2 separate regions of the Homo sapiens genome follow, and region 2 is linked to region 1. A link is an interaction called in ENCODE POLR2A ChIA-PET data of the cell type or tissue named here. Cell type or tissue: MCF 10A. All regions are shown on one strand. Each heading gives the region's core, and the rest is flanking DNA. Links, peaks and the distances in the headings are about the cores only.

Region 1 (12,760 bases), core at 2,082-10,081:
CACTCTGCAGTGAACCTGAACCTGGGGCAGGTGGTGCATGCTCACTGGGCTGGACTGGCACTGAGAACAGGAAACAGATGCCACCTTGAGCTGCCTGGGAGTGGAGTGGCAGCCTGAGGACAGGTCTGGAGACATCTAGGCTTTCCACAGTCAAGGGTGGAAGCCCTAGGTGCGAGGGCAGGGGCAGTGCTGCAGAACAGCAGAGGTCCCAGCTGCCTCTCAAACCCACTCAGTCCCTACACCCAGGGCACAGCCCCCACGGGAACCTATGACTCCCTGGAGCCCCACAGTGAGGACGTGCGGGCAGCTCGGCCACACTCACCTGGGCATCTGGCTGGGACCCCAAACGTGCAGATGGTTGTGAAGATGGCAGAAAAATGTGCTGTCCAAACATGTAGGGCAGTGATGGCCCTTGTGGCGAAGACTCCCTCTGGATAGAACAGGGCAGTCCTTACCTTTTCGGGTGATTTGAGGAGACGATGCAGGAGAATGATCCAATGCTTGAGGACAAGGAGGAATGCCAGGCAAGCCTTCCACCTTTGTTTGCTTCCTCCTGCCGCCTGGGGAAGAAGTCTAAGCACTCGGCCCAAGGGGAACGAAGGGACGTGTTGGGTCTTTGGTGGGTAGGTTTGTCCCCAGGTGACTGTAGGGGCTCGGCCGGGGGCAGTGGTCATCGGGGAGTGGGTTCCAGCCAGCATTGGGGTCGGATGGAGAAACACAGCCCTCCTTACTGCTATCGCTTCCTCTCTCAGGGCTGAAAATAGAAGTGCCTGGAGTTGGTTATTTACCCCTAATTTACTGCTTCTCTTTTGTTCTTTTCAAACCCCTGCTTGCATTTTCTCCAGTTTGAAAGGGTCACTTTGGTGTCACCAGGATTATAAACCATCGTCTCCATGAGCTCATGCAAGGGGGAGGCTCTCTACAAGGGGCGTTTTGAATTTTCTAGCATACACACACACACACACACACACACACACACACATATATACATTTCTTTTAAAAATTAAAAACTGTATTTTGCCAGGCCTATGCATGGGGCAACTTAAAACCAGAGTTTAATTTTTAGAGAGTGGCTAAATGTGGCTGAATGCTTTCTAAGGCCAATTATGACATCATCCCAGGAAAGGCCGTCTGTGCTAATGGGGCCGCATTCGCTCCCATTATGGTAAATAAGCCCATGTTTCACACAACGGTGCAATAACCCCATCTGGCTTGCACCATTTTCTCAGAATTTTTTTTTCCTACTGACTGTTAGCCATGTGTCCAGGATATTCAAGCTAATGAGTGCCATGTTTCCTTCTGAACACAAACAGTTGAACTCTACAATCGGGACTTGATCAAAACTTTCAAGTCAGAGAGGTTATTTTTTAAAAATGGATCTCAGTCTCCTTTTCCTGAAATTTCCAAATTGCTTGTAATTTGGCATCATAGGAAAAAATGAAGTTAAGCACAAAGGCACAATTGCCGAGGAACGTGATTCTCCGGAGCCGGTCACTGAGCCGTGCTGCGGGACAGAGACGGGGTGGGCCAGGCACCTTCTGCTGTGGGCCCAAGCCCCTGGGCTCATTCCCTTCCCCAGTTGAGCTGTGTAGGTGGACTCACCCCATCTCCTGTCCCAGCAAGCTGGGAAACAGCAGAGCTGCATTTTTCTTTAGAATCCTGAGAGACTGCCAAGGAAAAGGATAAAGGAAGCAAATTGAAATTTAGCATATTTCAAAGGTGTCAAGGATGAAATGTGAAAGCAGAACCCTCCTAAAAGTGACGGTTAAGACTCAAGCATATTAGGTGAGTATCGTAATCAAGCTTTTTAAAGTTTGAGCTTTATAAATTTCTTCCTAAGGGAGGAGCATTTTGGGTGCCCACTGGGAAGGTGGTTTCGTGAATTCCAGGTGATCCCAGAGCTCTCCAAGGGTGGTAGGGGCACTTCCCATGCAGGGCTCTGGGTGCTACAATAAGACAAATGTTGACACTCTAATCTGACCTTTTGTGGACTGCAACAGGCCCCCCTACTGAGTAAAAATCTTTTTTTTTTTTCCCAGAAGAGCATCAGGAACTTGAACTAAATCAGTGAAAGAATAATAAAAATAACCCTGTATATATTTCTTGAGCAAATGAAAGATCAATTGTTTTCAAATGCAAATGTTCACACAGCCTCCATTCACGGTGGTTTCCCTGCTCACTGGAGGGCCCCCGCCTCCAAATGAAGATTTTCAACGATTAGGTTGCCCAATATCTGATGAGTTGTTCATTCTTTGGAATGAAAAGTTAAAAAGTAAATGTCCATTTTCCCCCCGTTTGATTTACAAGTGTTATAGTAGGGAACTTTTTTCCTTAAAAAAATAAGATATTTTTTATTGAAATGCAAATGTACGATGAAGTGACTCAGTTTAGATGAAGTATCTCAGTTTAGAAACTGTGACTGAGGTATGCACAGTCAAGGTGGGCAGGACAGTAACTGAGACAGGTTGATGCTGGCTTCACACTCAAGATTTCATTTACTCCTCCCGGTCTTGCTAACTCCTGAGTTGTACAAGTTTCAGGAGACTCATTTTATACACGCAGAGCCCCAGACCCTGAGAGATCGTGTCTGAGTCTGGGCCAGAAAGAGTCCCCCGTTTCCTTATGTCGGGCCATTGAACAGAGACTGTGGGAGAAATGTGTGGACTCACAGCAGTCCCCAGACACTGGACCCAGGTAGTGTTAGGAATGGAAAAGGGGAGAGAGTCCCTGAGTGGAGAGGCCCATGTCGCATGGAAGCTCCAAGCCCTAACTGGCCATTAGCATTAATGGTTCGGTTCCTTCTTCCTTTTCCACGCAGATGCCCAGCAGCTCTCCCCACCTCTGCAAAGACGCTCCCTGCAGTGTGGAGATGGACGGAGGGCCGGGGAGGGAGTTTGCATGCAGCACTGTTCTCTCACTAATAAAGATGCAATGCCTCATGTTAGGTGGAGATTTACTTGTATTGATGCAGATTTACTGCTCCAAGAAAAGAAAAAAAAAGCCTTATTGTATGATCAAAGCTAATAAAAAATAGGAAACAAATGACATTGTAGACTGAATAGAACCCGTGCACTGTTTAATGAACATTTATTGACCAGTAACCTGCAACTAATGTAGCTATGGATTTTTACTTTGTCTATTCGTGGCTTTAAGAAGCAATCAGTTGGTCTCCCTGGACAGGAGGATAAGGTGGTAGTTAACAAAGCTGCACTTTATTTGGTGCTAAACAAAGCATCAATTTAAATTTGAGGTGGATGGGAACACCGTCTCTTTGGTTTATGTAGGCTGGGATCATTTCAGCGAAGGTGTTTCTGGATGGCTCTGTTGTGGGATACGGATTGTTTATTACGTAGGGCGGGATCCTACCCATTTACAAAAGGTGATGGGAGAATTAGTCAATGTCCAACATCCCTGGGTGGGAATTTAAAACTAATATCACTCATGCAGAATGTTTTTTCCAGTAAAATCTGCCAAACACAGTGTCGTGTCTTCCAGAGACTCAACATCCTAGAGTCTATTATAACCCATTGCACATAGAGATACAAATGAATGAATGGGTTCTGTTCATTGTACATACAATTTAAAAAAGACACATGATCTGAATCAGATAACCGGACTTCCGAGGCCACCACCCTAGTAATCGTCACAGCCTAAGCGGGACCCTGGGGTGCCTGTCTCGACCCCTGCAGGATCTTTGAGGGAAAGTTATCCCACTGCCCCTCTCCTGAGATGGCAAACTCGCAGCCTCACGGGGCTGCCCATTTCAACGTGAGCCAGGACAATGTCTGAAAATCTCTTTCTTTACCATGGATCCACCCCCATTCCAGGACGTTTGACAGAGACCAGGCCCACCCCACCTTCTCCCCACCTCCATGGGAAGGCAACAGCTGTCATTGCCCCGAGACTTCTCTTCACCAAGGCTCCTGCTTCCGAGGTCTTCTGTTGAGCCTCAGACACTGTCCCCTAGCCTGCCCTCCCTCCCCTGAAGCCAGGTGGGGGATCTGACATAGTGCCAGACATAGGGCCATCTCTTCTCATCGTCAAAGCTGAGATCATCCTTCTCCAAGACGAAACTCAACCTCAGAAAAGCTAAACCTTTGCACAAGACTCCACAGGGGGTTAGCAGCAGGTCTGGGGCTGGCTCCCAGGCATCCGGCCTGCTGCCTGCGTCCTTCCAGCTGGACTTCTCATGCTTCTAATTGGCTGCCCATGTCCTTAAAAAGTCCACAGCTCCGACAAGGGGGCCGTGGCTCATGCCTGTAATCCCAGCACTTTGGGAGGCCAAGGAAGGCAGATCACAAGGGCCAAGAGATGGATACCATCCTGGCCAACATAGTGAAACCCCATCTCTACTAAAAATACAAAAAATTAGCTGGGCATTGTGGTGCATGCCTGTAATCCCAGCTACTCGGGAGGCTGAGGCAAGAGGATTGCTTGAACCTGGGAGGCGGAGATTGCAGTGAGCCAAATCGTGCCACTGCACTCCAGCCTGGCAACAGAGCAAGACTCTGTCTAAAAAAAAAAAAAAGAAAGAAAGAAAGAAAGAAAAAGAATAATAAAAAAAAACGCACAGCTGCAGGTCCCAGGGACCTGCACAGGGAAACACACACCATTTTCCTGCCTGGGCCACAGCGCGAGGCTCTCCCGGGCCCTCGGTGCTCAGGGCTCTTCACAGTGTCGGCTCACTGTGAGGTGCTTCTACGTTCACTCGCCTGGGGAGTGGCATGGGGAGGAAACAGCCTTCTTGGTGCACTAGTGGCCCCCATGCAGTGGGCATTTTTTGGCCTCAATTCCATTGGGTTCCTCCAGAACGAAATAGAGAGCATGCCAACCTCAGTGTCCAGAACGAGAAGTCCAGGCTCAGTAAAGGTGTCTGTCCTGGTTGGAATAAGTGGCTGCATTTTAATTTCTCCATTGGAAGTTGTTTATGTGAGGAACAGAGAACACAAACAATTTAAAGTAACTTTGACAACATAGATTCTGACCATCTCGGCAGTACCAGCTGCTGACTCTCTGTCCCCTGGAAATAAATCAGGTCCTGTACGATCCACCCCGGGCTTGCTCTCCCTTCCTGCCAAGGGCCAGAGTAGTTTGTGTGATGCAGCGGATGACTTTTCTTCAGAAGGCTGGGGAAATGGCCCCGCAGCGTGGAGCAGTCTGGCAGGTTCCCACATCTTCAGAAGGTTGGGGAAATGACCCTGCAGCGGGGAGCGATCTGGCAGGTTCCCGGTGCCATTTTTGTTCCTGGGCAGGCCCATGTCTGACATGTGCAGCTCTGCCAATCCCACTGTTAGCACAAAGCAATTATCCACAGTGGGGGGACAGCTCATTCCTTCTCGAAGCATGGTGTGTCACCGTCAATCAAGGTTTGCTGAAAGTCAAATGTCAGCAGTGTCGCTGGGTTTTGGTTCAAATGCTCCCTACAATGGGCTCAGTGCACAGTTGGAACTTCCAGAGAAGAGGGGGTTCTGGGAGAAGTCAGATCATTACAGACCTGGCCCAAAGACTTCAATACAGGCGAGTTCACCTGTGGCTCTGGATCTTACCCCCCTTCCTAACTGAGAAGAGACAAAAGTGACCACCCAGGGATCGGAATCAATAAACGGAGAGTGGGCTGAGGTGAGAGGAGAAGCTCTAACATCTGGGAGCTAAAAATAGAACAACACCTGGAAGGCAAGCAGAGCACTGGTGTGGCTGCCGACTTCTGCCACGGGCTGGGTTCCTGCAACCTGAGCAGTGAGCTCTGGGGCTATCTGCAGAGCAAAACACAACCCGAAGCTCATCCCAGCCTGAGTGCTGGGCTTCAACAGCCCAGCTCCCCACATCTGCCTTTCACGTGTTTACGCTTCATCCTGGAAGAGGGCGCCATGCAGGTCAGAACGGTGAGGAGCTCCACCCCCTGAGCAGAGCTGCCTGGCGTGGCCCCTGACTCCATGTCTTTCAGTGAAGAGCCCTTCTATTAGTGAGTTCCTGGATCTCTCCCAGTGGTGGCTGCAGCCAGCTATACCCTCCCTTTCCAACTTCCCATGCAGTGAAGCCATCCTGGGAACTTGAAACTGGCCAGGCTAGGGACATTTACACCATAGAAATGGGCACACACTGCAACTCAGCACTTCTGTTTCCTAGACAGCAGCCACACACTACCTCCTCCACATGCCACTCAGCTTCTTCGTGCAATGAGTGTCTGGATAGCACTGACTCTGCCCAGGTAGTGTGAAAGCTGAGATAACACAGGAAGAAAGCTTGTAAATATACACGTGGAGTTGCTTTCATTTTTATTATTAGTCCCTGTCTTTGGGCTGGACTCCTGTATTCAGTTCGTCCCATATGACAGCTTCCCCTAACCCAAGAAATGAAAGCTTGGGACAAAGCAGCACCAGCCTGATGGCACGGAATAGCAGGTGCGGCCTCGAAGAAAAACAAACTTCACATGATTCATGTTCAAGGTGAATTTTGTGCAACTTGTGGAGGGGAAAAAATAAAACCCAGCAAGATGTGGCAGTGATTGAGCAAATAAGCTCCAAATGAGTCACAGGCTCCACAGGACTCAGTCCTCCACAAGGCTTTCTGAGAGACCTGGTGAAGCAGGTGTCAGAGCGGCCTCCTCCCGCCTGCCTTCTGCAGCTCCACAAGTAGAGGCGTGGGCGCTGCTCACAGAGGCTTGGACGCCTTCTCCGAGTGCGTCTCCTTCTCGCTGGCACACAGCTGACTCGAGCAGATAGGGGCACCGCGGGGAAGGAGGAAAAGACTAACTTTCCAGACCTTATGTGAGCTCCGATTTCCAAAAGATTTACATTCTTGTTCAACAAGCACATAAACACCCTGTTTGCCGAGTGTTTGTGATTATGGCTGGAGCCCGGGCATGGTTCGCATCCGGCCTGCAGACTCCCGTTGGAGGGGGCGCCACAGCTGAGGAAGTGCAATTCCTTCTTTGCCACCAAAGAAACTACAAACTGCAAATGTTGTCACTCCCCTGCAAAGGGTATTTTATAAGGAGTCTTTGGGAATTCTCAATGTACATTTGCGGTGCTTTGATGTTTAGTTTTAAAATTCTGACCCATGTTAGTGTTGTGAGTGAATCACTCAAACTGTTTGGGCATGAGGCCCCTCTGCCCTCTGAACACAGATGGTGACTCTACCCCCCGAACACGGATCGTGGCTCTACCCCCCGAACACGGATCGTGGCTCTACCCCCCGAACATGGATGGTGACTCTACCCCCAGAACACGGATGTTGACTCTACCCACTGAACACGGATGGTGACTCGACCACCTGAATGCCGATGGTGGCTCCACCCCCTCAAAATGGATGGTTGCTAATGGAGCCAATTTTTAGGAGCAGGAAACAGAAGGGAAACACCACCGCTCTTAATTCTTTAAGACAGCTGAAAATTGTCTCTCCAGCTTCTGTGAGGACCGCCTGCGTTCACTCAATTCCCAACATGTGAACTCCACTTTCCCTTCCTTCTCCTGAGACGACAAGTCAGTGCTGAGGTCACGTCGTGGCTCCGATGAGACGTGTCCTCCTTATTTTCAGACCATGGGCTATGATGTTCCTCACAGTGTACAAATATTTCCGTTACCTCCTGCCTAAAAAGGATTAGAGATGCACAAATCAAATACACCAAGTCCAGCATAGCTTAAAGGCTCCCAAGCTAGCTGTCTGTGTCTCCATTTTTAGTCCTGCTGGTGGGGCAGCCACTGAAGGGGAAAGTGTGCTGGGCAGAGCCCTGATGGCCAGACGGGGGGACCTTGTCCAGAGCCTTGTTCTGTCGGCTGAACCTGCGCCGGGGTCCAAGCAAGGGGCCTGTTTGCAGACCCGCACGTTGTCATTTTGCTGGCAATGTTGTGATAAGGCTGTGACCTGCTCACCCCAGGCCTGTGAGAAGCAGGATTCTTACTAGGAAAGTGTCCACAGACTCGGGTCTGTTCTCTGATCCTCACATGGGAGGGCTTCGCTGGTAGGAATGGAAGGGTCTTGGCTTTGCTGCTCTGCAACATTAACTTCAGTGAAAGCACCCGCTTACCCTCCAAATCCAGGCTGAGTCCTAACTGTGGCATTTCCCGATGTTTTCCATCAGCTCTCTCCACTCCTCTGCACGTGCACCTCTGTCAGCCCAGGGCCACGCTGGGACCTCACCCCTGCTGCAGAGGTTGAGTTGCAACATTCACCAAGAGTCAGCAGTGAATTTCCTAGACCCATTCACGCCAATTGTCCCTGTTACTAGATTATACAGTTTAATTAAATACTGAGTAACTGAAGCCTCAACATAAGAACAATACAAAATAATAATATAAGTGTGAAGAAATTTTTGTCTACGAGACCTGAATTGCATGCTTTGTAGGTGTTTTATGAGGATATCATTTAAAGATTCTGTCATACAACTCTACAAGATTTTTTTAAAAACCTGTTTCATCACTACACTCAGGTTACTTTGCAGTTACCTGAATAAATTACTGGACTTTACAAACACACACACAAAATCAGAAATCACAGATGCCAAATCCCTCTAACGAGGAAATTCTAATCCAAAGAAAAGTCGTTGATCCTATAACGAAACTAGTGATTTGAGGAGTATCTAGATTTCTGAATGTCTGAAGCATGTTTATATCCTTTATAATTGACTTATTTTTACTGGTGGACCTACTGCCCACTCCAGCAGGAAGGAATGGAGGCTGGTGTTGTGCTCCGGACGCCTGGGCTCTCTTGGAGCGCCGGGTTGTGGAGCGCTCCCCCGACTGCCGCTCCTACGCAGAGCCCCTCCTTAGCAGAAGCTGCGCGTGTCTTGACCTATTACATCATAGTCATTTTCCTGGTAATTAAATGTACATTCCTCACAATGAAAGGTTAGAAGACATCAAGGGCTTCCTGGCAGAAGAACTGACAGGGATGTGTGCAGAAGATCCTTGTATACACATCACAGGCAAGTCCCTGTGCTCTGAGACAACGCAGGGATGACAGATGTCAAGAACAAATGTTAAAGGTAACTACTTTCTGATATTGCTTGAAAAGTACATATCTAATTAGAGAAAATCTGTTTACACTCACCGGTAAAACGAACTGATGAAAGAAAGAAAAAAACTAGGTCAGTTTGAGATCTGTGTAAGTCTGGTCTCTAATGGCACAATCATTAAAAATAATTTCAATTATTCACATTTGAATGACTTTAATATAAAGCTTTTTAAATAACGTGAAATCTGCTGCACAAAGTCAAAATTAAAGAATGGCCGAGTTAATCTCTGACATATGATTTGAGCTTGTGGAATGTGAAAAAGAGCACAGTGGAATGTTAAATTTCACATAAAATATTCTGGTTTTCTCTGGTTTATTTCGGAGTTATGGTGTCATTTATGATTACATTTTATGAGAAGATAATTACAAGCCGAATTATTTTTCTAAACATGCAAAGTGTAATGTAGATGTTAAGATAAATGCATTTGAGGACATTAATAAGCTCAATTCTTTCCATCTTGATGGATTTGTAACTTTCAACTGTGTCGTGTAGACTTGAAATAGCGCTTCTTTATTGCATTCTTCTCTACAGCCCAGTGCAATTCAGAAATCCCTACTTCATGAAGAGGAAGACAGAGTTAGGCTCACAGACAAATACAATCTCCAGCTCTAGATGGGATGTAGCCAGATCATATATTGAATTAAGTGCGTTGAAAACATGTGAATATTAAGAAATGAGATCTGAAATGTGTGTGTCTTTCGCTGTTGTCACCAATAGTATTTTACGAGTCGAAAAGGGTGATGGAAGCAAATTGAAATTTAGACGGTTTCTAAGGAGTAAAGGATGAAATGACAAAATACGATAGAGCTTCCTAAAAGTGACGATCAAAACTCAAAGTATACTGGATGAGTAGCTATAATCAAACTCGTACGTTTGGGCTTAGGACATAGTTCATTCTAAAGAAGGGGCACACAGGGAACCAGTGCACCTGCAGTCCCAGGTGAGGGGATGGGTCCCTCTTGAGTCCCTGAGTTCTTCTACTTAGCACTCAAACACTGCTAGTTCCCCAACAGTCAGTGAGTTTTCTGGGTGCCAATGCTTTCTCGAGGTGTTGCAGACGTCACATGTATAAAGGAGAACAGGGTCTGTGCCGTTGAGTATATTCCCCAAAAATGGCAGGTGCCTGCCTTCTGGTTACTGCCTGAGTTAATGTGCAGATTTCTTCACATGTGAGAAAAATTGATGATGTTCATAGCATTCTGAAACATAACAAGTATCTATTAGGTAAGATTGTGATTACATTCATTTTCAAAACTCATGCTAATAGATATAAACAAACCAAACTGAATTATTAAGTGGTCTTGTTCAATAATTGTCAAATGGCACAGACTACTTTTAATGAGGGGAAAATGTGATAAAATAGAGAATATCTTCTGAATGTCAAGAACTCACGGAGAGGAAAGCTGAGGGCCTTATGCGCTCCGGTTTGAATCCTATATTGAAGACACATATCTAGTTGTAGATTAGATATATTCTATTTTTTTTCTAGCTTTCTCTCCCTTTTCCTGATTCTGTTTTTTTTTTTTGAGACGGAGTCTCGCTCTGTTGCCCAGGTTGGAGTGCAGTGGCATGATCTTGGCTCACTGCAAACTCCGCCTCCCAGGTTCACACCATTCTCCTGCCTCAGTCTCCCAAGTAGCTGGGACTACAGGCACCCACCACCACGCCCAGCTTTTTTTTTTGTATTTTTAACAGAGATGGGGTTTTACCGTGTTAGCCAGGATGGTCTTAATCTCCTGACCTCATGATCCTCCCTTCTTGGCCTCCCAAAGTGCTGAGATTACAGGCATGAGCCACCGCGCCTGGCCCTTTCTCCTTTTTACAGGTTATCTTACATCTGTCCTTGTTAAACTACATATTACCTGGGAGCGATTAACTGTTATTGCTCCTTTTTATTCAGATGGTTTAAAATTTTCATCTGTGTTTAAGCTGTTCTATCAGTTATTCAATTTCATTTAAAATAATCAACATAAATAATGAGAGCATTTCCATTCTCTCATTAAAATAATTGGTGGAAGGGCCAGGCACGGTGGCTCACACCTGTAATCCCAGCACTTTGGGAGTCCAAGGCGGGTGGATCAGTTAGGGCAGGAGTTCGAGACCAGCCTGCCCAACATAGTGAAACCCCATCTTTACTAAAATTACAAAAATTAGCCTGGTGTGGTGGTGCGCACTTGCCGTCCCAGCTACCCCAGAAGCTGAGACAGGAGAATTGCTTGAACTCAGGAGGCAGAGGTTGCAATGAGCCAAGATCCCACCACTGCACTCCAGCCTGGGCAGCAGAGAGAGACTCTGTCTCAAAAACAAACAGAATAATTAGTGGAAGTCCTGGAGTAGAATGGTCTCAAAGTTATCACTCCACATTACTCAGTAGTCACAATCTCGGTCAGACCATTGTGATGAAAGAGGGGCCATTCTTTTCTCTACGTGATAAACAGCAGTGAGGTGAAGATCTCAGGGGATAGCTTGTTTATAAGAAAGCACTGCTAGTGAAACAAAAAACCTCATTTAGCCCAAGACACAGCCCCGCCCTCGCATTCCTGTGTCTGCAAGATCCCCTTGCTATGGGTCTGGTCTGACCTGGGGTCTCAGAGTCCTTCCAGCATGTTCCTGCATCAACCCTTCTGTGTGCCACACACTGTTCTAGGCACTGAGGATCCCGTGGTGAGCTAGAAGGCATGCGGTCTCTGCCCTCGTGGAATTTATAGATGAGAGGCAACACAGGCATGAGTTAGACATCACACGAGCTCACGTGAAATTGCAGCTATGGACAGTGTGAGGAAAAGGAGGCACAAGCCAGCATGGAGCCCTGGGATGCAAGGAGCTCAGCAGGTCTGGGAGGTTGGGAAGCTTTTTTGACAAAGTGGGCTTGAGTTGACATATGATGGAGCTCCCTGTGCAGGGGGAGGGAGGAGCCACTGAGAGAGGAAGCAGCATGTGCAACGGCCCTGTAGCAGGAGGTGATGACAGGAGTGTGAGCTGCAGGGCGTGGAGTGCAAGGGGCGTCTGGAAGATGGGGTAGGAGCAGGCAAGCCCTCCTGACCATAATTAGGGAGGGCTTTCTCTCCAGAGCTTCAGGAAGCCCTAGAAGGTGTGCCAGGGATGGGACCAGGCTGCTGGGTTTGCTGTGTGTTTCCAGCAGAGCAACTCACTGCCAGTAGGGGTGGAGGACACTGAGCAGGAGCTGAGTGGGCAGGGCACGCCAGCCAGCGAGTACCTGGGGAGGAGTCTGTGGGCTGTGTCCTCCTGGGAAGCCAGTGCTGTGAGCCCATAGCCAACACAGCAAGGCCTACAGTGCCATTAGGACCCTTGGCTGGGGAGAAGCCCAGCACCTGAGGTCTGATCTGTTCCCAGTGTTGGAACTGGAGCATTTCTGGATCCCCTGGAAGCCCCAAGTGGAGAATCTCTAGACTGGTTCCATCTTATGGAAATTTGATTTTCATGTACAGTGTATACCAACCAGAAAGAAGGGAATACTTGGATTCTCGGTGGGCGGTACTTAGGACAAATATTTTCCTGGGACCCCGAAAACCGGAGAGAAACAGTGTTTTCCCGTGCTGGCATTACCTGGGAGAGCCTTCACCTCCTGCTCCTCTCCTCAGGCTCCCGGACAGGCTTGCCTCCCCAGCCCTCTGCACCTTGAGGACCCCCATGCCCGTCCCAGGCTGTCATCCCCTCTCCCGTTCCTGCTGGAGCCCACACGCGGGTCTCTCACCGCCTGCAGTGCCCCCGAGCCACAGCCCCGCC
Region 2 (12,760 bases), core at 1,467-9,466, 52 kb before region 1:
AAATCAGAAGAATGCCTTTTGCTGCATGTAAATGAAAACAAATGCACGCCCTCCTAGATTTAAGAAGAGGGGACATAGACTCTATATCACAACAAGAGACATGTGGAAAAAATTCATGGTCATCTTTCTTAAAAAGAACATTACAGTCTGCTTTCTGGCCACACATTACTTACATTTAATTTGTAAGGCTGAGGCTTCTGTGCATGGTTCCTTGGTACAGCTTCTCTCAATCTGACCTGGGAACACAAGTGAAAATTATCTTTGCCCCTCTCCCAATCTCCAATGATGGGACAATACAGGTTGGCCACTAAAGATACCAGTATTCATGGGATGGGGGAAGAAGGCATGTGTGAGCCATTGGACCACAGCAATTCTGAAATCTAAAGATACCACTATTCATGGGGTGGGGGAAGAAGGCACGTGTGAGCCATTAGACCACAGCAATTCTGAAATCTAAAGATACCACTATTCATGGGATGGGGGAAGAAAGCACATGTGAGTCATTGGACCACAGCAATTCTGAAATCTGACCAAGTGCATTTTCTCTGATCCCTGATTAAGACATCATCTCATTTGCTGGGGTTGTTCTCTGTGGCTCTTGGCTCAGCCATCTGGGTTCTGGCTTACACCCTAAGCCCCCTCTCCCCCCTCACTTTATTATTATTATTTTTTAAAATAAGAAAGGACCTGAATTTATAACTGAATACCCTTCTCAACCTACCTCATGATGTCAGATGTTATCACTCCAAAATACTCTTTTCATTTCATGTTGCTTCTATACTGCTTCAGTCCAAGGTGATATAAATTCTTCAAAAGCATTATGGGTTTCCTTTGTATCCATTTATAACTCGTTCTATTAGTAAAAGCCACACCCAAAAATCTCTCCAAGGTAAGCCCTTCTCTAACTCAAACTCCTTTGAGGATAAGGTTGGAAACACCCCTAAGGTCCTAAAAGTTCTACTGTTGGCAGGCAAGGTCTTCGAGGCACAGTCTTGAGACTCTTAGGAGATTTTTTTTAGTTTGAAAGAATCTGTGAAGCACTGCCTTCAATATTTCTCTGGAGAGCCTGAATATGTAAAATAGTTTAATCCCAGAGCTAACAAGTCTTGCTTCTTTATATTTTCTCTAAATTCTCCTTGAAAACTGAATAAACCCTCTGGTAATTCACCCCTCTTCATCCTTACCTTTTGATGTGCAGCTAACAGAAAACAGTTGACACTTTCAACATTCTGCCCAAAAAATCTCTTTAGTCTAGTCCATCATTTCATTGCCTGTGTTTTCTACATTATTGCAGGCAACAGTTTTGCTAAATTTCTACCACATATAGCAGGAATCTTCTTTCCTCTGGTAACGTTTTTTATTCTCTTCATTGCGTTTTCCCTGGCAGCTCCTGTGAAATCTGCCTAGCTTCTGCTGATGGTCTCCTCAAGGCTCTCCAATTTTCTCCAACCCTAAAATGAGTGCCATGTATTTTAGGTTTTTATTGTGGTGGCATCCCACTTCCAGCGGCCAAATTCTGTTCCAGTTCCTATTAATGAAAAACAAATCACACAAAAGTTAGCGGCATAAACGACTATTTCATTCGGCTCATGTATTCAGATTTCAAGAATTTAAACAGGCACAGAGAAGACGGTGTGTCTCTGACTCACAATATCTGGGATCCTAAGTGGAAATACATGAGGCCTGGGGCTGTTCTCAAGGTTTGGGAACACACTCATTTCAAGAATAGCTTAGCAAAACAAAGCCACCTGGTGCTAAAAAGCTGAGCTCAGCTTGGACTGTCAGCCACGAGGATTCCACATGGCCAGGCTTCTCCAACCTGGAAGGCTCCTGAGATCCTGGGCTCCAGCATGACCATCCAGAAGAACAGGGTGGACACTGCATGCCTCTCTGGATGAGTTTCCGGCATCCTATAATATACTTCCCTCATACCAGGTGGACTGGAGCAGTCACAAGCCATCAGAGATTCAAGAGGAGGGGACTTACAGCCTGCAATTCAGGAAAGGATCATCAATTTTGTGGCCTTAATAAAAATTGCCTCATGTATTATGTAAACCTGTTCTAAAGAGTGAAACTGTCAGATAACTGAGAATCAATGTTTTTCTACTAATCCATCAATAGAATCCATCCATCCATCCATCCATCCTTGATTCATGCATTTACACACATGTTCACCAGGCATCAGAGCCCTCCATGCAGCTCACAGGACATGTTGCACAGGCCTGTCTCTGTGGCATCCCTTCTCCTGCTGCCCCCAGCCGTCCCTGTCCATCCTTACTTGCCCTGCCTTGTCCCAGCAGACCACTCCCACTCCTGGGTGACAATGAAGTCCTCCCAAGAATCCCCTGCCTCCTCTCTCAACCACTGTCTGCCCAGCAACTGGAAAATTATCTCTAAAAGGCAAGTTAGATGGTGCTTTTTATCACTCACAACTTTCAGGGGCTCTATTGCATCTAAGATAAAGCCACGTGCCCTAGAGCAGTGGTCCCCAACCTTTTTGGCACAAGGCACTCGTTTCACAGAAGACAATTTTTCCATAGATGGGGCAAGGGGATAGTTTCACAATGATTCAAGCCCATTACATGTATTGTTTCCTTTATTTCTATTATGATCATTGCATTATAATATATAATGAAATAATTACACAACTCACCATAATGTAGAATCCGTGGGAGCCCCGAGCTTGTTTTCCTGCAACTAGATAGTCCCATCTGGGGGTGATGGGAGACAGTGACAGATCTTCAGGCATTAGATTCTCACGAGGAGCACAGTGCAGATTCCTCACACGTGCAGTTCACAGTAGGGTTTGTGTTCCTATGAGACTCTCACGCCACTGCTGATCTGACAGGAGGTGGAGCTCAGGTGATAATGCCAGCAAGGCAGAGTGGCTGTAAATACAGATGAAGTTTCGCTTGCTCTCCTGCCACTCACCTCTTGCTGTTAGATGTTCCTAACAGGCCATGTACCAGCCCATAGCCCCGGCAGTGTTATCTGCAGCTTAGCAATTTGGTGCCTCCAGCCACCTCCTTCCTGTGCTGCTCTTCTGATAGGCCCAAGCCTTGAACATGGCACCCTTCCAAGGTTCTCGAATGCGCCATTGCTGGCTCCCCTCCCTTCCTCCCTGCCTCTTTCCCTCTCTCCTTGTCTTTCCCTGGGCCCTGGTAACCCGTGTTCCTGTTATGTGGTTCCCTCTTTTCATTTCCCTTTATAAGAGTAATTCCTATATTGCCTTCCAGTGTCAGGGGTCATGCTAGGCCCCTGAGAAGCTTTTCCTGGCTCCTAGGGTTGGCTTGGCTGTGCTCCTGTGGGCTTCCGCCCAGACGCTTCGCTGCGCTGGGTTCAGTGTCATGCCCGTGGCTGGGCTGTATGCTCAGTGAGATCAGGGCTGCTTCTCTTGCTCAGAATTGTGATTTTGGCCCCTTGCCCTGCACCTTGCACCTGGAAGGGGAGCAGGAAGCATGCAGGGAATGAAAGCCTTGAGCTGCACACAGCTTCATAAAAGACCCAGTGTGGTTTCAGGAACTGTTTTTCTGTGCTATTGAGGTCACTTGAATCCTGGGTGGGACTCCTGAGCTGAGGGAGGGGGGTCCCCCCTAGTGGGACAAGGTCCTAGCAATGTGACGGCCAGGCGGGGCAGTGGCAAAGAGAACCAATGGATTTCCCACGTCCCACTAAGGGTGGGTGTGAATGCAGGTTTGATCTTCATGGTGCTCTGCACGGTGCAGTGGCTCTTTTTAAATTTACTATCTAATGGCCGGGCATGGTGGCTCACGCCTGTAATTCCAGCATTTTCAGAGGCCATGGTGGGCAGATCACTTCGGGTCAGGAGTTTGAGACCAGCCTGGCCAACATGTCGAAACCTTGTCTCTAGTAAAAAATACAAAAATTAGACAAGCGTGGTTGCGAGTGCCTGTAATCTTAGTTACTTGGGAGACTGAAGCATGAGAATCACTTGAACCCACGAGGTAGAGGTCACAGTGAGCTGAGATTGCACCACTGCACTCCAGTCTGGGTGACAGAATGAGACTCGGTCTCAAAACACAAACAACAATAATAAGTAAATAAATGTATTGTGTAAGATTTCAGGCTCAGAGGGAAGAAGAGCTGACCAGTGGAGCTGGAGGGAGATGTAGGAGGCCAGAGAGAGAGCGGGTGGCTGAGCTGTGGCCACCAGGCATCCTGAGCACGCCCCTGCCATGTTGAGGGTACTGAGCACAAGCTCCTCCCTCATAGCTTGCCATGGGGATGCTCAGAGCCCACCAGGGATTTGTGGCCAAGCGATGCAGGAGCAGGAAGTGCTGCCGGCAGGGCATGAGCCTGTCTGGGTGAAAGTTCGAAGATGGCTGCTGGGCCACAGGGGACCCTGGGAGACCTCCACAGGCTGCAGCGTGTGCGCTTCTTGTATGTGCACAAGAGCAGAGCCCTATGGTCCAGCTGAATGCATGTATGTGCATATGCTTTCTTTGTCCAAATCACAGATAATTTTGACTGGAAGATAGGTGAAGAGATGGGCCAGAGGTTTTGGAATCCTTGGTCTGCACCAGTTTGGAGCTACCACAGAAGAGAGGAAGGGCCTGCATGAGTGTCATGGTATCGTTGCATTTTCTGGGGGGATGCATGTGACTGGCCGTGCTTTTCAGGATTGAAGAACCGCATCCCTCACCATGAATTCAGTTTCTGATTCAGCCGTGACCCACCCCCTGAGTTAGCTATTCCTATTCCCAGTTTACATGTGGGGAAACTGAGGCCAGGGAGGATACATTATGCATGTGAAGCCCCACAGCCAGCAAGGTCACAGTCAGAATGAGAACCCAGTCCTGAAGCCCCCATGGCTCCCAGGAGGTGCCATGGAAGCCTGGCAGGGGATGCCAGGAGTGGCCCAAAGGTCATCGTGGAAACGTATGTCTGCACACCGCCTATCCTCAGTGGGTCCCCTTCGACCCCTCCCATGTCGTGGTCGTGGTGATGGGGAGACAGCAGAGCAGCCGTGCTCCTCCCCAGAAACTGTACAAGGCGGAACCCGGGGCCACAGAAGCCCCCGGTCACTTCATAGGTCTCACTCTCACTCCTGGAATCTGGGTTCTTTCTTCAGAAGCAGATTCTCAGAGACAGAGACGTGGGCAGCATCTTCGTGTGGACAAAAGCCTGCTCCAGACTTCCCTAGCTGCTCCTCCTGCAGGCGCCTGTTTTTCCTGCTGGTGACTGCGCCCACGTTTCCCAGGGAGCCTCCCTGCTCCAGCGGCAGCCTCTGCACCAGTTTGAACCTGTGCTTTCCTGGAGTCACACCTCCTTGACCAGCTGGGGGCGTCTCGTCAAGATGGGGGCAATCGCTCGTGGAGGGCGCTTGGCTACCCCCCATGCAGTCACCTCAGCAGCAGGTGCACGTAATTACTACCACACACGTTCACCACCCTGCACCGCCATTTCCCCTTTAGCAAGACGGGGGTGAGTGTGTGCATATGTGAAAAAACATAAACAGATTGTACAACAAAGTGTTCTCTAGCTGTCAGCAAGAGCTTTGAAAATAAAACACTTCCCTCCCAACTCACAATTGGCTGGCAGTCCGTACATAATGAATAATCGCTCCGGGGACCTGCGGAGAGACGTGTGGGAAAACTTTAATTAAAAGCTTGTCAGTGCAATTTTACCTGGGTGACATCACCCGCGTGAAATGCTGCTGCCGGCTTTGTTGTCTGTGGGATTGCGGGGCACACACTGGCTTTGCTGACAGTGAGCCGTTCAGGAAGGCCTTTAAGAGCTGCTGGTGGTGGAAGGGAATGGGAGGGAGCTGTGGCGCTGCCGTGAAACCCCATTGTCTTTGGGGCCTCATTGTGTGATTAGCAACTGGAGTCAGCTCCCCGGTGCTCAGGGGCCAGGAAGGCCTCAGTCCTGGGTCCCAGTGTGAGGCAAAGCTGGCTGGGTTCACCTCGACTTTGGGTTGAGGTCCCATTCGAGTCTCCTGGGTGCTGCTGAGTGTGGATTCTGGGAATGCATCCACCCTGAAGGTTCTTCCAAGCTCTCCCAGTCAGAGAAGGCAGGACAGATAATCCACTCAACCAGACCAAGGCAGAATAAACCAGAACAAGACTCCATAGCCAGGGTCCCCACTCCCTCCTGGACAGACTCTGTATTAGACAACTTGTTCCTGGCATGAACCCAAGCTTTCAGATTTGCTAGGAAGTGTTTGGATTTGCAGGCAGTGAATAGTCGGGGGTTCTTGTCCTCCCAAACAGACCTGAAATGTTCCTCCCTCCTCCTGGAAAGCCCTTATCTTCAGATGTCCTCTAAGTTGAAGGCACCCACTCCTGCCAAGGTACGTGCATCACCTCTGAGTCATCAGAACTCATGCTGAATGTACCTAAGCCATTTAAGAAGACCTTTGAGGTTAGAAAGAGAAATGCAGTTTTCACCCATGTAAATACATTGAGATTCCTAACAACTCATTCAAAGCTGCAGGAGGGCCAAGTTCTCTTGGGTTATGGATTTGGCAAAAGATCCTTCATTCCTTGTTGGTTTCTTTTGTTTGTGACTAATTTGTTGCAAGCTTACATTCCTAATATTAATGGATTAACTGCAAGTTATAGCAATTAAATACTAATTAATCCAATTTCCAAACAATGTCTTTCTTTATCTATAACTGTTTACTCGACATACAAATATTTTGGTAGCAATTAAACATGACAATACAACCCTACACTTTCCTAACTGTGTTCAGTCAAGTAAACAAACAACCGTATGACTTTTATCCGTCATTTAAAATCATTGAGTAAGAGCAGAGGGGAGTCTGAACGTGGCTGAAATCTTGACCAGCCTGGACTCGAGTGAGCACATGACGCTGAGGACACCTGCCCTGCCTATTCTGTGACTTTACCTGGGACAAACCACCTTCCCGTTGCCCAGTAGCGTCAGTTCAAACGCCTTGAGGCCACCACAGCCTAGGCAACACGGTGGAGAGGCAAGAGCAGGTTCAGCCCGAGGAGACCCACGGACTTCCACGCAGGAGTTCCTGGAGCCAGAGGTCTCAAGGGAAATATTTGGAATTGATTCGGCTCCCATCAAAGGTGGCTTTTATAGCACTGAAGTGATCACCCCAGGAGTTAGCAAATGTAGTTGTGGCAAAGATGGGTTGTGTGTCGCTTATGATTGGGCTTAACTTCAGAAGTTCATTTATATTGAACTATATATTGAGGTGGGATTCCAAGGCCACCTCATAAAAAAAGCTCAGGTATACCTTGTAGATGCGGCTGACGGCCCTAATGCTGACTCCAGGAGAAAGCGCTTTCTGAGGTTCAACTCAACACGAGGCTGTGACACGCCTTTCTCCAGTGGAAGCCCCACCCCCATGAGTGTTGGGGAAGATGGTGGGGGCCGGGCGGGGAAGCTGACAACCCCCGGCACCCATGAGTTGTGGGGTTCTTCCCACCATGGGGGAGAAGTCGCACTGGGGAGCAGCCTCCTCCAGATTCTGCGTTGTCTAAATTAGGAGTGGAGGGCAGGTTCATCCCTTGGGGAGGAGGGTCTAGATTTGGACCCAGGCTCGGGGGGCTGAGCCTTACCTAGGGTGACTATGAGCTGGGTTAATATTGATTTGGTGTTTCCCTGGTAAATCACCCCTTTATCTGATATTTTCGAGAATCAGTACTGTCCCTTCCCCTGGGGTTTCTCCTCCTTTTTCTCTTCCTTCTCTTCTCCTTTCTCTCTTGCCTCACTTTTTTCTGTTTCCCAAACTAAATCAGTTTTTCCAAACTGCTTTAGTCTCTACCTTTTATTTTCTGGAATGAGATCCAGGTATATTTTCAGATTTATATTCTTATCATTCTCCTTTTTTTTTCAGGAGTACCTTTACTTCATTATCAACTCTAGCATGTTGCATCGTCAATGAGATTTTCATTTCTGAGATACCTATGACTTTAGAATGATGAGCTTTCTGCCTTCAACTTTCATAAAACTTAAGGATTTCTTTTTCTCTTCCACCTATGTTCAACTTAGTTGACACCAGTAAAATTCAAATATTCTCAAGAGGTCCTTTTATAAAAGCATTTAGTGGTCTGCTTGTTAAATATCATCATTTTGGTTGGTAAAGAGTTATTTTTTCTAAAATCATAGTTTCCAGAGAACATTTGTTAAAATCACGAACACTTGCATGAGAGTTCTAGCCTTAAACACAGGTGATTACTTCCCACAGATGTACTGGGTCCCGAGTGGACCGCCGTCCGCAGGCCATCGTGGGTTTCTGGGGGACATCAGTGCTGAGACGCCTGGCAGCAGCAGGGAGGGCTGCAGGCACCCTCCACGGGCTTCCAGACTCACGGTGGTGCCGCCCAAACTCGCCCTGTTGGCTGCTGCTGCCCTTGTGGTGAATGAAAACCCTCCGTCTGTTTCACAAGAGACCACGTTAATCTGGGGCTTTACCGCCCAGTACAAGGGGAATCATTCTGCTAAACCTAAGAGCCCTGTGTTGCAGTTACCCGCTGACTTTACCTTGTTAATTCTGATCCCCCACTTTCTTTTTAAAGTCGGATTCTGTTCCTTGGCATTAGCCATCTCTCCCAACTTTGTGTCAACACGGTATTTGATAATCCTGCCTTCTGTGTCTTTTCCCAACTTGTTGATACAAATGTTTCTCTTTTACTTTTCTATTCCTGGCTTAATGTGAGTTGTACATAACTCATTACCTTTTTTTTAATTCATAGATGAGTTATTTAAAAATTCTTCTGTGAGTTATTCACATTACTCTACAAAACAGTTCCAGTAATTACAATAATTGAGCACTTGCCTAGGAAAAGGCAAAACAACAAATGGGCTTGAATTCCTCGCTCGGGGAAGATGATCTGCGGAGTGGCATCTAACATGTCAGGAAGGATGGGCTTGCATCAGTGAGGCCGTGGTGGGACGCTCACCACCGAAGGGCATCTTGGCTAGCCATTCAGAAGAAAGGCACATAGGCAAGAGATACATACATTGTGAAAAATGTATCTTATACAAGCATACATCTTACACAAAAATAAAATTAAGGTGATTAAATGTGCAAGGATGCAAGATAAAACAGCAGAAATTCAGGAAGAAAACTCAGTAGAATTTTGGTGATAATGGTTTGATTGTGAGAAGGGTTCTCCGAATATAAATCTTAATTATCCCGTAAAAGAATGAAAAATTTGGCTCATGAAAGTTTAACGTTCATTGAAACATAAAAACAAAAATAAAGTTAAATGAAATGACAAAATGAAAAAAAAATACATTTCTGACAAAGAAAAGAGCTCTCCAAACCAAGAACGCCATGAACATCTAAACAGAAAATTCGACAAGGTTTAAGAACAGACTGTCTGCAGCAGCAGCCACACACCACGCAGGACCTGTAACCCACCCAAAGTTTTAATCCAGCTGAGAGTGGAAAATATGACCTTCATTTAAATAAAAGGCCTATATCTTAAACTGGAAAATACTGAACTATGGCTGATGTGCAGGGCTGGGGAAGGCTGCTGAGGTGGGCACCCACATCCTAGGCTGCAGATTTTCTGGAGGACGTTGAACAAAATGTATTTATATTGAAAATGCACAAAGTCCTCAAATGCTCACTATCTGCCTTTCTTCTTTGTTGGTATCTGTACTATTTGATTGTTTTTTGATAAACACATAGCACTTTTATGTTAAGAAAGGCAGTTATTTTAAGATTAAATATTCCTCCTTGCAGGTACACATTTTTAGGCCCCCAAAATTTTAAATCAAATTTGCAAAATAAAAGTTATTTTTTAGTTATGCCCCATCTTGATCCTGAAATAATTTAAGGCACCTTGTATGTCGACATAAAATGCTATTTGGCATCATTGAAGGGAGGGGCTGAGAAAGACAGAGAAGGGGGCCGTGGAGAAAGCACAGCCTAGAATGAGGCTGAAGTGCACACACTTCACACAACTCTGCTTTCTGCTTCCCAGTGGCTCATCTGAAATCCCAACACAAAACAAAATGACATGAAAACTTGTTCTATAATTCATATGTCCAGGAGACGATGAGCGAAGGAACTCTGGAAGAAAGCAGCCCTGTTCTCCTTGTCGAGCACCGTCACAGGCTCCTCTTAACACTTCCCATAAATAGGGTTCCGGTGATGGAGGAAGAACATTCTCAGCTTTTCTATGAGCCATGGAGAAAGAGGACTTCTGCTAGTGAAGACATGGACTCTTCAGTGTGAAGCACTGCTCTCCCTCCAGCCACTTCCCACCATTTGGTGTTGGCTCAGGGCACCTCTGCCTGTGTACACGGCCCCTGCAGCTCTCCAAGCCGAGTGAGATGCTGTACCCTCACCACCCATCTCTAGGCTCGGTGTCCACAGCCACACTGGGATGACGAGGAGCTCAGCGTCCCTCCTCTTGGCTCAATGATCTGGGTGACTTCTTTGCTAACAGGACTTGGATGTAAAAGATGTAAGTCCAAGCTTCAGCCTTTTCTGATTAACCTTTTCTTTCTCTTTCTTTCTTTTCCTTTCTTTCTTTCCTTTCCTTCCTCCCTTCTTTCTTTCTTTCCTTTTCTTTCTTCCTTTCTTTCCTTTTCTTCCTTCCTTCCTTTCTCTCTCTTTCTTTCTTTCTTTCTCTCTTTCTTTCTTTCTTTCTTTCTTTCTCTCTTTCTTTCTTTCTCTTTCTTCCTTTCTTCCTTTCTTTCTTTTTCTTCTGTCTTCTTTCTCTTTCTTTTTTCTTTTTTTAAAATCTTAACCACTGAGATGCTGCACACACAGAATGTGGGCAAGTTTAAGGGGTATGACTCTGTAAGAAAATGCAGTGTCTATGGTCCATGCTGTGGCTGTAGCTTGGTGAACTCTTGTTGGCCTTTAGTGCTTGCTACTGCATGGACAATACTATGCACCCTCCACTTCCACCCATGAGCAGCCAAGCTGAAGCACAGAAGATTTCCTCTTCCACCTATGAGAAGCCAAGCTGAAGAATAGAATGTTTCAAAGTAGCTGGGCCCTGGAGTGTGGAAGTTGCTGATGCCATCCCATTTTGCTTGGGTCTGCCTGCTGTGGTTATGGTAGCTGACCACATTGTTTGCAGAGCTAAATGGAACCTCTGAGTCAAGCAGCACAGCCACATCTTGTGTGGAACATCACCTCTTTAGTGGTAGAGTTGATTGGCTTTTCAAAGTCGCTGCTGGGACATCACTAGTTTGGCCTTCACTTGGTCCACCAGAGTTGTTCATCTTCGGCAAGATGCTATCCAGGCTGCATAATTAGCTGTCAGTTCTACAATGCCTGAAGAGCGAAGTCTATACATAAATATCCTTGTTTTCACATAGAATTAAGAGACATGTCTCCCCTTTGCTCGTCCTCTTCATCTGTTTTAAGCAATGCATCAAAATTTGCTCTGGTTTCATTGACTCTCCCCAAACCCAGGCTTTCTCTCTAATGAGGTGCTTCATTACTGAGTCTGGAACCAAGGAATGAGCCCACCCAGGGTAAAGAGCAAATGGCCCAGGAGAGAGGGGAGAGGGGTGCCACTCACAGAGTCTGACTGAGTTGACAAGAGTGAGAACTTGGCCGGAGCATCTCTCCTGCTGCTGACGAAGTCGTGCTCCTGCTGTCCCTTCTGTCTCTCTGCACTGCTGCCTCTCCTGCTTCTCTCTCCCCCGCTTCTACTCAAGCCAAGCTCCTGTGTCAGGGTTAAGTTTGTGTTCTGTAAGAGTAGATTGAAACTTTTAAACTTCTGTGAACTATTAATTAAAATAAATTGTAGGCTGCATGAGAAGTCAATTTTTATTTTGAAAAAAAAAAAAAGAAAATAAAAACAAAACACCATGACTATCACCAACTTTTGGATTATAAAAGATCATTTTAATCTCCAAATCATAGGAATATGTAGTCCTAGAATAAGAAATAATTCTTTCCAAGCATGGTTGGTTGTCAGCTTCAACCCACACATACTACATTCTTTTTATAATTTGTATTTACCTTCAAACTTTAGAAAACTCTGTGGCTCAGTTGTGTTTGGAAGCCACCACTCTAATATTCCAAGGCATGCTTACTTGCGTTACTGACGTATTTCTACCTCAGTTCTAAATGGAATAAAATCCAGTTATTATTTAGTCTCAAGGGAAGGATAATTTTAAAATCTCCTCAAATATGCCTCTGTCCATTGGAAATGGATCAAAATTAAACAGGTAACAGAGTTGCTTCCAGAAGAATCTTTTCATTCACCAACTTTTTACTCAAGTTTTGTTTGCCAACTTCCACATTAAACTAAATTTTATTCCTAAAGGTTCTGCTTTGATCTCCTTCTGCCTGCCACCCTGAGAAAATCATGTAATATGAGATATGTTCTTTGGCATTCATCTAATTCTTCTTTTGGCTTTCGATAATTTTGTGATGTTGAGTCGGCCGAGGAATCCACTGGCTTCGGATTCTATAATTTACTCACACCCCTGGCTTTGTGCAACACACAGCATTTCAAATAAGCAGACTCTAATTTCTTTGTCTGAATTTATTTTGGCTAGGAATCCTGTGTCATTGCTTAGATCATGCCAAGGGCCCTTTCACAGTATATCATTATTTAAGGATTGTAGCTTAAGACAAAACAAAAATAGAGGCACTGAAGCTTGTGCAGCAATACTTCTGCAAGAAAACACAGATCAAATAATCAGCTTGTCAGAACTTTACTCATTTTTTGTTTCAAATTGAGTTATGCAAATCATCAACTAGGAAGCACATAATTGAGTGATTGGCTGGATCAACTCCTCTAGTCAAAAGGATCCATCTTGAGATAACAGATATAAACCG

The links. Peaks named below come from ENCODE experiments on the same cell type or tissue, not always from the same donor. Only the 100,000 strongest peaks of a DNase experiment are listed, where the experiment ranks them.
Region 2: POLR2A ChIA-PET joins it to region 1 with 15 read pairs; 2 of 35 experiments call an interaction of 5 or more read pairs at or near these places.

What each region holds. Positions count from the first base shown.
Region 1 is chr5:2,628,021-2,640,780 of GRCh38, reverse strand. No RefSeq gene overlaps it. Among named protein-coding and RNA genes, the nearest start is that of LSINCT5, 78 kb to the left of the region's middle. RefSeq lists enhancers at 1-40, 4,659-5,478. In MCF 10A, for the core only: no CTCF peak of the experiment used is centred there; a DNase peak (open chromatin) is centred at 6,520.
Region 2 is chr5:2,679,425-2,692,184 of GRCh38, reverse strand. No RefSeq gene overlaps it. Among named protein-coding and RNA genes, the nearest start is that of LSINCT5, 27 kb to the left of the region's middle. In MCF 10A, for the core only: no CTCF peak of the experiment used is centred there; DNase peaks (open chromatin) are centred at 1,684 and 6,284.